2 separate regions of the Mus musculus genome follow, and region 2 is linked to region 1. The links are chromatin contacts, found by Hi-C in ENCODE. All regions are on one chromosome and are shown on one strand. The core of a region is the stretch at or near the end of the contact, and the rest is flanking DNA. Distances in the headings are between cores, read along the strand shown. Region 1 holds the start of Adcy5 (adenylate cyclase 5). Region 2 overlaps Adcy5 (adenylate cyclase 5).

Region 1 (5,005 bases), core at 2,485-4,984:
AGAGAGACAGAGAGCTCAGAACTCCCAGGAGGTTACACTAGCAAAGTCAATGGGTGGCTGAGAAGAACAAGTGTTTCAACTTGCCTCTGGGACCACTGTTAACCAAGCAGGGGGGAGAAAACCCACCATGGCCATGAGAGGAGATCTTCCCAAGAGGCGAGGCTCCACACGGAGAATGCTGGGAGTAGAAGGGGCATAGTCAACCGTAAGAGAGAAACTTGGGACCCACAGAGGTTCCTCCCAGTCACAGTGCCTCCTGAAGAGCCAGAACCTATACGGCTGTTATTTCCTATTTGAGGATGTACTAAGAGGGCTCAGAAGAGCATACCCATAAGGATGCAGAATTCAATAGGATCAAAGTCTGGGAAGAAGGTAGAAATGGAAAGGAGGAGGGAAGCAGTAACAACAGAATTCTGTTAAGAGGGCCTGTGAAAAGAGGCAGATACCAAAGGAGGTAGAGGAGTGTTTGGTGCGCTCTAAAGCCACACTCACCCACTTGCAAGACCCCAGTTGATGCTCCAACTGGGCAACATACAAATAAACAGGCCCCATAGGGCTCATAGACTGGGCCAGAGAACAGGGTGTGGATACCAGGGAGACTGTCTCACCCTGGGGTCAAGCCTGAGTCACCAGTTAGAATCATAAGTTTGCTGTCCTTCTGAGTCCTTTGTTTGCCCAACAGGTCCCTGTACGGATATAAAGTTCCTACGGGGCACCATCCAGGAATGTCCATTGGAAGGGAGTGTGGTGCTCTGCCCAGCTGGAAAGGGGATGGGAATCACACACATCTCAGGAGCTCCTTACCCCTTGTGCTAAAGGCAGAGTTGTGGCTTGGGTCACTTTGGAAGAGAAAGCTAACTTAATCAGTCCTGCTTAAAGAGCTCAACAACTCCCAGCAGTCCAGCCTCAGGGGGCAGGGTTACAGCCTCCTCCTTAAGACTGGGCGACAGTCTTCCACAAGGCTGGAACCAGGGACTAGCTAACAAACCCAGAGGAGCTCAGGAGGGGTCGGCTGCTAGAGGGTCCAGCCACTTAGGTTGGGAGTGTTGTTTATACAGGACCAGAAGTTCTGAGAGAAATAGGGACTCTGAACATTTCTCAAATCCCCCTTTCTTGCTTAAGTTGGCAATTGTGACTAGTTCGAGGAATGTCTTCTACCAGGCCAACAGCATTACAAGCCTTACAAGAGTAGTCTTTAGTAGGTAAAGAAGCTAGGCATGGCGTGATGTGGCGTGGCATGAAGCCTTGTCTCTCTGGTTACTTTTGACCACTTTTAACTGGTGTAGACTTCATCCCTTTTCTCTAAAAATCAGGTCGAGGTCTGCCTACCCCTCAATCAAGTGTGGCCTAGTGGGGCCCTACCTGTTTCAGCAGAAACTGGTCCTGGGAGTTGGTGTGCAGAGAGATGGCCAAGTGGAGAGCCGACAGAAGCACCCCGCTGAGCACCGCAGCCCTCATGCGCACAGGCAGCAGGGTGTAGATGGTATAGATGAAGAACACGGTCCACCAGATGCCCTCGGAGGCGCTGCGTGGCTGTGGCAGCAACAGGCCCACTACCTGGACGGCCAGCACCACTGCAATGAGCGCATAGCAGGCCAGGCCCATGTGGTCCTGGTGGAACGCTGCACGGTTGCAGAGCACGGCCATGATAAGGATCACGCCCACAGCAGCTGCCAACACGGCCAGGTAGGCTATCTGGAGCGGGGGGCGCGCCGCGTGGAAAGCCAGCATGACCAGGCACACAAGCACCAGCACGGCCATGAGCATGGTGAGACTGCTCTGGTTCAGGCGGAAGAAGTAGCGCTGGTACAGACGCTCCAGTTTGTCCGACGGGAACTTCTTAGAGCGGAATATCTGCAGCAAGGCCAGGCAGCAGGCGCCCAACGACAGCACCGCGCCGGTCCCAGAGCCTGACGCCACAGAACTGCCTCCATCCTCCGACCCGTCTCCATCCTCGACGATGCCAGTCCCGGGCTCCAGCTCCTCGGCCGCTCGGCCTTTTCCTCGACGCTCCTCCAGGCCCAGCTCCACCGAGCGGGGGCGCACCTCTGTGCCACCTGCGGCCGCTGCGGCCGCCGCCGAACTGCCGCTGCCGCCCGCAGGGGGCGCCCGGGTGCTGCCCCCTCCAGCCGCGCCCCGCCGCTGCCGCCTGCTGCCGCGACCGCCGTCGTCGCCACCGCGCTCCTGCCAGGCGGACTTAGAGCGGAAGCTGAAGCCGAAGCCCCCAGCCAGAGGGTCATCACCGCTTAGTGGAGGGTCTTCGTCGTCATCGCCACCGCGCCAACGGCTGGCCAGGCGCTGCTGCTGTTGTGGGGTCACCGCTCCCCCAGATCTCTTGGTGGAGCCGCGGGTTGATCCCCCGGGGGCGTGGGGGTAGCCATTGGCGCGGGAATCGGCTTCTCCCCAAGCGGCGCGATGCTCCGGGCCTCCCCGGGGCGCTGGCGACGCCGCTGTCTGTGCAGCGTAGCCCGGGGGGCTCACGCTTTTGGAGCCGGACATCCCCCCCTCGGCCTCGTCGTCTTCTTCCTCTTCCCCCGGGGGCCGGGCCGGGGGTCTCCAAGGAGAGGGCGGACAGCCAAGCAGGGGGACCAGGCTAGGGTCACACGTCGAGGGAGGCCCGGGGCCCTGCGCAGCAGCGGGACATCGTGGCACCCCCGTCCTGAGCGGTGGAGGACAACGGGAAGGCTAGCGGGGAGACAGCGCAGCCCCGAGGTGAGAAGTAGCTACGAATTAGAGTCCAGAGTCCCAGGTCCGAGACGGAGTTGGCTCCGAGCGGTGGCAGTGGGGACAGCTCTGACTGCTGCGCCGGACGCAGAGATGTCCGGACTCCTGGCTCGCGTCGAGCTCAGGCTGGGAGTTGAGGAGCAGGCGGGACGGAGAGGTGTCCTTGCGGGCGGCGCCTCTCCGAAGCTGGCAGTTCCCGGGCGCGGCGCTCGTGGCTTTTGCCTAAGCCGAGAGCAGCGACTCTCCCAGCAAGGTGGCGGCGAGGGCGGCTCGGCAGGGGTCCCGGCACGGAGACGCAGCGGGTGCCCTTTGCTCGCAGCGCACTGGGAGCGACTGGGAGGTGCAGGCTCCTGCCAGCATTATTTTCTTACGAGGGGTGGGGAGGTGGGATGGGGGGTGGAGAGGACGGGGGAGGGGGCGGCGGGCGGAGCAAGAGCTCCGGAGCCCCGGGGAGGAGGGTCCTGGAGCCCGGGGGGGCCGTCGCCCGCATCCCCCACCTCCGGAGGCGCGAGTGGGAGCGTGGCCCCCGCGAAAGGCGAACAGAGCCTCCGGCGTGCCCGCGCAGGGGGCGGGGGCGAGGACCGGCTCCTGCGGTGCGGCCCTTCCCCTCTCGTCTCCTCCTGTCCCCCAGACCCAGCAGGCCGGCCCGTTCCGGCAGGTCCCGAGGGTTGAGTCGCTAGCTCCGCAAGCCCTGGGTTCCTCGTTGCCGGCGGCTGGCCCACCGTAGCCGAGCGCAGAACCACTACGCGGAGGGCGGAATCCGGCGCAGCGCCGCCGCCGTTCTGCCCCAACGCAGGCGGGCTTCTCCCGGGGACCACGGCATCCAGCGATGGAGGGCTGCGGCTCAACAGCAGCCGGCCGATAAGGGCCGGCCGAAGAGCCGCGGCGCCCCGGGGGCGCTCCCGAGGGGCCCGAGGGAGCCCGGCTCCGGGCGCGCCATGCACGCCTCGGGCCCTGCGCCGCTCCGGCCGCTCGCGCCGCTCCTCCCTTCTCGCCCGCTCGCCGCCGCCGCCGCCGGAGCGCCCTCCGCATCCCCTCCTCCCGCCGCCTCCCCGCCCCCCGCGCCGCTCGGGCCTCGGCTCACAGCGGCGTGCGGCCGCCTCCGCCCTCTGCCCTGCCGCCGCCCGCGTCCTGGCCCCGGCACCCCGCGAACATACTCAAGCCGGGCCCGGGAGCCGCAGGGACCCCCGCTCCCCTTCCTCACCTATATTTTCACTGCGCCCCTCCCTCCCTGGTGCCTGGAGCCGGGTCAACGGGCGGATCCCTCGTCGGACCTGGGTAGCGGGCAATCCACCCCCGATCGGGTCCTGCGACCCCAGTCCTATCTCCCCTCTTTTTATTACCCTTTTCTCCCCCACCCCCATTCAGCCCAACTTCAGCTACGGTGCTGCTCCCCCCTTCTCTGGTCCGGCTCTATTGGCCGCTTCCAGAGCTGTCAGACTCGAGTCCGGCGCTCTTATTGGGCGATTCTGTGGCCCGGCGACGGTGCCAACGGAGGGCGCGCCGGGTGGGGGGCGCCCCGACCGCTACTGCCGCAGGGAACTGGAGACAGAGTCCCTAGAGAGGACGGAGGGACCCAGAGCCAGACCCGGAAATGAACTAGGGAGATGCAGAGACTGAGGATGTCTGGGGCACAGAAAGACAGCGATGGAAAAGATGGAGTTGCTAGCAGTGGGTGAGGCCGATGCAGCCAGGGTGGGGCGAGCAGGACCACTTTGGAGCATAGTTACTAAGAGGAAACACCACTGACAGCTGTGGGAACACCTGGCGTTTATAAGGAGCCCTTTGCCTGTTCATGTGTTTTAAATCCCATGTGGTTCTAGTAACAGCCATGGGCTCGGATGGGGGACAGGGCCTGTGTAGCTATTTCCTATTTGCAAATGTGGAAACTGAGGCTCTAAGAACTTAGCCAACTTGGAATACACCACACAGGTCTCCTAACCCACAATCCAAAGATCTTTTCTTCAGTGCTACGCTGGCTTCCACACCTACCCAGATGCTCCCACAGGCAAGCTAGTCTCCTTGCCAGTCAGGGAAGCAAAAATGACCCTTCTGGGAACTCCTGAATAAAGGCAAGGGTAGACAAGAGTAGACAGCTGAGTAGAAGATCTGGGTCTGTCTGCCTCTTCAGCTCCCTTGACCCCCTAAGCTGTCCTAACCGGAGTTCTGGCAGTTTTGCTTGGGGAGGGTGACTTGTATGCTGTCAGCCCCTTCATCCTTCTGCCGTCCTCCAAAGTTGACAAGAAGCCTAGAGGTCCACATCCTCCTCCACTGCTCATCT
Region 2 (5,287 bases), core at 2,141-4,640, 52 kb before region 1:
AGCTGGGCCACCCAGTTACATCCTTGGGACAGAACCACCCTGATCCCTTTTCTCCCCCTTCACAGGTTCAGGAGAGCAGCAGAGGTCCGCAACAGTGCCCCGCCCCACCCCTGCCATCTCTACCTCTTAAGCATGAGAGTCAAGGCAAGGTACACTGTGGGTGTTGGCGCACTTCTCTTCCCTGGAATAAAACAGCCCTACTGGTTTTGGAAAACCAGAAGCCCAACATTATAAAGACAGTGTGTGGAGCCAGTCTTGGGCAGGGGGCCAGCAAACTTCCCATTTGCCCCTCCAGGAGCTCGGGCGACATCCAGTGCACCTGCACAGAGGACCAGCTGCCCAAACAGACTGACCAGGGGTTCCTGGAAGCTCAAAGAGAAGACAGGGCATGGGGGGGGGGGGCTCCAGGTGGGTGGGATGGGAGGGGACAGATGGGAAAGGAAGGGAGAGCATGTGGCTTTAGCAGGGGGAAAAGTGAGCCGGATTCTGAGAATTTGAAAACATGTGCCACCCCAAATCCTCAGGGCCCCAAAAGTAGGCCAAACCCACCCTGCTTCCCTGTTGACCACAGACTGTCTAAATACTTCCAGATGTCCTTGAGGGCTATGCAGGGGCCAGCAAGTGCAGCTTAGACAATATAGAAAAAAAAGACCATCCCTTATAAAGGAAGTCCAGCTTAGACAATATAGAAGAAAAGACAGACCATCCCTTAGAAAAGGGAAGCTACAAGTTAGTTATGACTACCAAGCTGGAAGAAGAGGAGACCACAGGGCTAAGGCTTGGAATGGATTACAGAGGTGTGCTTTCTGGGAGGCAGCTCTGTCCCATCCAAGGCCACTGTCCTTGGGCTGCCTCTTCTCTCCTTGCTCCAGACATCCTCTGCTGTCCCCCTCTCCGAAGTCCACCAAAATGCCTTTGCCCCAATAATGTGCACAGCCACCGGATGGGCCAGGATTCTTATTAAATCCAAGCAAGGACACAGGCATTCCCTCAGGCACCAGCTCCGCCCCTCACTGCACACACTCGGGGTGTGGAGGCACCATTCATGGTGGGATAGGAATGGCTCTCCAGCAGGCTTCAGCGTGGCATGCCAGGGTCCCCACAGGATGACAGGTCATAGTGAGGTCAATGACTCTGCCACCAGCCCTCTGTGGCTGTGTGCCCAGCTCCTCCACAAGGCTTGCAAGCCCCTCATCTCCATTCTCAGAGCCATCTGCCGTGGCCATCCTGGCATGGTAGGGCCAAAGCCTCCCTGGTCACACCAGGACTCTGGGGAGGTAAGGCAGGGCCAGTACCAGCAGCTGCTGGAAATCAGCCCACTCCAGGCCAGAATGGCCTCCTCTCATCTAGAATATTTGCCTTAATTCACTCTGTGTAATTAAGAAAAATCCACAGCTTGTCCCGGCAGGGGCAGGGCAAGCAAGGATCCAAACAGCACATCCTACCTTGTGCTAATGTCAGCGTTAGCTGGTCTCAAGAAGGAGAGAGCAAAATGGGTTAGAATTAGGGGTGATTTTCTTCCCTCCTCTTCCTTCCAGATTCCCCTCTCCAGTGGAGGATGTGGCTTTTATGATTGGTAAAGAGAACAGAGTGTACCGGAGAGTGATCCCCCCAGTCACCCTGCAAGCTAGCTTGGGACTTCAATGGAGCACACACCTTAGGGAGCACTGGGCTCTATGGACAGCACAGGGTAGGAAGGGAGACCAGACCAGCTCTAACTCTCAGGCTACCAATCAGCTGACCAGGGGTGCCCGAGCCAAAAACAGGAAACCAGACCCTGGCTTCCAGGCTTGTGTTGCTTCTCCGTACCACTTTCTCTCTATGCCACCAACCCCATAGTACCTCTGGGACTCCCAGAGGCCTTCATGCTGTCCCTTAGTTATGCCACCCCCAGGATAAGTACAACTGGGGGTCAGGAAGATATCAGTACCACCAGGGTCCCCCGCTCCGCAGAGCTGCAGGGATGTGCCGCTGGCTTTAAACACACTGGTCTAAACTGACATACGCTTGAAAGACAGAACTTCAGGCCCTTGGAGACAGCAAACAAAGCAGACAGGTGAGCAGCCAAGCCCAAAAGCTCAGGGCCTCATCTATATGTTGGGGGTGGTGACCTCTGGAGGTGGGCATCGTATGTATGGAGGGTGGTCTGTGCCTTCTATCCTATGCCTAACCTGTGCAGGTGCACCCCACTTGGTAGCTCTTGTGCATCCTCCCGAGGCCTGCTCTCACCCACCCTCCAACTCTGGTGGCTAAGAACCCCTGCCTAACACTATATGCAGCAACGTTTATTAAGATGTTGGTGTGTTCTATTGTGTTCTATACTTACAAAAAATATTTCTTTTTCAACCCCTTAGCCCAATATGATTTTAAGACTTTTAAAATTAGGAATAAAGGATAGTATCTCTAATCAGAACACCTTAACAAACCAAGTGTCTTCATGTGCCCTTCCAAGGGATCTCATTGTTTTTGGATGAATTTAAAAATTCTGTCCCACAGTAATACCTCTCCCATCTATAGCACTGCAAAGCAGGAAGCAGCCAGAAAAGTACCCTACAAGACAGAACAGATGTCATTTAGACCATGCGCCCACATCCAAGAATTACCCATAAGTGCTAATCACAGGTTATCACTAAGTACCTGGTGGCAGTTAGTTTGCACAAATTCTAAGAATACACTTGTCAGGCTCCTGCAGTTTAGAAATAGCAAACTGACAGTGGGGGTGGGGTCGGGTCAGGTCGGGGCGGGTCAGGGTGGGTGGGGATTGCTGCTCCAGCAGGCTCTGTGAAAACACTGAAAAGTGACAAGTCACAGCCTACTAATGAAGAAGACGACAGAAAAGGCATTTGGGGAAGCTGTCTAAGTTGGGGGTTGGGGGGATGTACCTCAGTTGGTAGAGTGCTTGCCCAGCAAGCATGAAGCCCTGAGTTCAACTCCAACACTGCATATACAGGGTATAAGCACACATCTGTAATCCCAGCCCTGGAGGGTAGAGGTTCAAAGCCATCCTCAGGTACATAATAAGCTTAAGGCCAGCCTGGGATACAAGAAACCATCTTTCTGTGTAAAAACTGCATTAAGTTACATATTTAAAACACAGATACACACAGGAGCTGGGCTGTTTGGTAAAGGGAAAATGTCTGTCTGCCCTCTGCCCTCTGCCTGCCTTGGGCTTCCCTATGCTCCTCTTGGCCTGCCTCATTTCCTGACACCTACCAGGATTCCACTCAACCTATTGAATTCTCCTCACCACACAGCTTCCTCCTGGGGCTCTTCCTGAACCCTACCACTCTGGCTTGGCTGCAACCTGTGTGCACCGGGGCTTGGCCTGTTGGGTTCCCAGTGGGAAGACTGCCACATTCACCAGGAGTCTCAGTGAGTTTAGAAGCACGGATTGGCTCAGCAGCAGAGCAGGTCCTTCCTGCCTTCTCCAGCACACGTGGACGCACAGACTATAGGGATCCTCACACAAGGGGAAACTTCAGGGAACCAACGCCCACTGCAGACTCCTGAGAAGCCTCCTGTCTGCCTTTGCTCCTCAGTAACTGGAAAAACTAACTTTGTTTCTGTCCTGGTGTTCCCAAGAATGGGTGGAACTAGGTGGAAGGGAAGGGGAGCCCTGCCAATACTGTGGCACAGTGAAGGGCAAGGGCCAGAAATGCCCAGGATCGCTTTTGTCCCGCTTCTTGCATATGTCTCCCGGACTCAAGGACAGCCACAGGCTTGTCTCTTCTAATCTTCATAATTGAAAGTTCTTCCTAATGTCTGGCTTAAATGTCCTCCAGCATCCTTTGGGACAGAATCTTCCCTACTCCCAGCCATTTATTCTTTGATTTTCAAGTCAGCTGACTTTTTCCTCCTTCTCGCTTCTGTTTTCAAGACAAAGTCTTGCTCTGTAACCCAATATGGTCTCAAACTTGCCTCCCCAGGGCTGAGATTAGCATATCCCACCACAGGCTGTTTCAAGCAGACTTTTTCAAAGCAGGGAGGGAAGAGGTTGACAAAATGGCTTGGAGAAAATAAACACTTTCTCAGATTGAAGAGCCTGGATGACCAAAGCAGACAATGAAGCTGACCCTGTGGGAGGCAGACAATACGTGTGGTAGCCACTCAAGAGTGGAGCCAGAAGGTGAAAGAAGGGTAGGAACAGGAACACAGGGTTAGCCTTGCTGTAGAAGGGACCAGCTGGCTGCCCACAACAGCACTTCCGGGTGTCTTGGGGTCCAGGCACCTCTGTGTCTGGGATACAGTACCCCATGGCCTTAGAGTACCAATACAGCCAGCCATCTGTTGTCTTCCTGCACAGAGCACTGGCAGATGTGTGCCCATTGCCATGGTAACCAGCTCTCCCAGCACCTGGAGAGCGTCTCACCAGTACTGAGTGAGGCCTTTGGGTGATTTGTAACAAAAATGCTCCTCTAGGCTAAAAGCAAGGCTTCTTTGCGGACTGACACTTTCTGTTGGCAAGGAACTGAGGACTCCTCTGAGGACAGTCACGCACAGCCATCTCATGGCCTGGCAGGGTCACTCGGAGGTCTCCTTGGCTGAAGCCACATAGGATCCAGGAAGGGATCCAGTCCTCCATGATTTGGTAAGGATAGGTCTGGACAATGTTGTATATTAATTTCATCCCCACTTTCATGCTCAGAATCCAGGCACATCTTCTGCTCCAAAACAGCTAACAAAGGGCAGTCGGAAATGTAACTTTTATCCAAACACCTGGCTACAGCCCATGGGATCCGACTTAACTGTTTCACTACTCTCCCCATTGTTACTCTGTGGCAGTTTTCAAGCCCCATCCTGTTTGCCTGGCCCATGCTCTTCCCTGCTGCTAGGACTCTGGCTTTCACCCGCTGAGCAAGCTCTGCTGCATGCAGTCTTCCCTTACGGGAACCAGCACTACCACAATACTGTACACTAAGTGGCCATCTGCAGACAGGTCCACATCTTACGGACCGGCTGGCCAAGGGGAGACCTTTCTCCTCCATTAAGCTCTAGCAGGCCCCATGTGGACGGAGCCTGCAGGAAGCTGCCACACATGTTCTAGCATCTGACTCCTTAGAGACAGGCACCCCAGCTTCCCTGCTGGATTCAGGAGAGATTCAGGGGAGCAAATCATCTCCAGGCGTCCTCCAGGCCATCACAGCTGCTGGGGTAAGGTGAGGGTCAATGAAGAAGCACTGTGCATAGATTTCTACAGTGTGTGTTGGGGTGGGGAGGGGGACACTCCGTAAGAGGCTTAGTGTCATAGACTAGGTGTGAAGGATCAGGTAAAACAGCTACTGGGAAT

The links. Hi-C counts contacts between places; a loop is a spot of excess contacts on that map.
Region 2: a loop to region 1 is called in a map of heart, with 2.0 times the contacts of the local background. The contact joins the enhancer-like site here to the promoter of Adcy5 in region 1. A Hi-C loop is called at or near these places in 1 of 37 maps with a recorded cell type or tissue (heart).

What each region holds. Positions count from the first base shown.
Region 1 is chr16:35,153,593-35,158,597 of GRCm38, reverse strand. It overlaps Adcy5 (adenylate cyclase 5), which reads right to left and starts at 3,734. Exons shown (of 21, transcript NM_001012765.5): 1 at 1,363-3,734. The coding sequence starts at 2,499.
Region 2 is chr16:35,204,937-35,210,223 of GRCm38, reverse strand. All of the region lies in intron 1 of Adcy5 (adenylate cyclase 5), which reads right to left. Among named protein-coding and RNA genes, the nearest start is that of Gm46550, 22 kb to the left of the region's middle. Within about 2 kb of position 3,390, at least 1 of the 3 ENCODE cell types and tissues checked has a DNase peak (open chromatin) inside an H3K27ac peak, as active enhancers do; it is heart, where a contact is called at or near this core.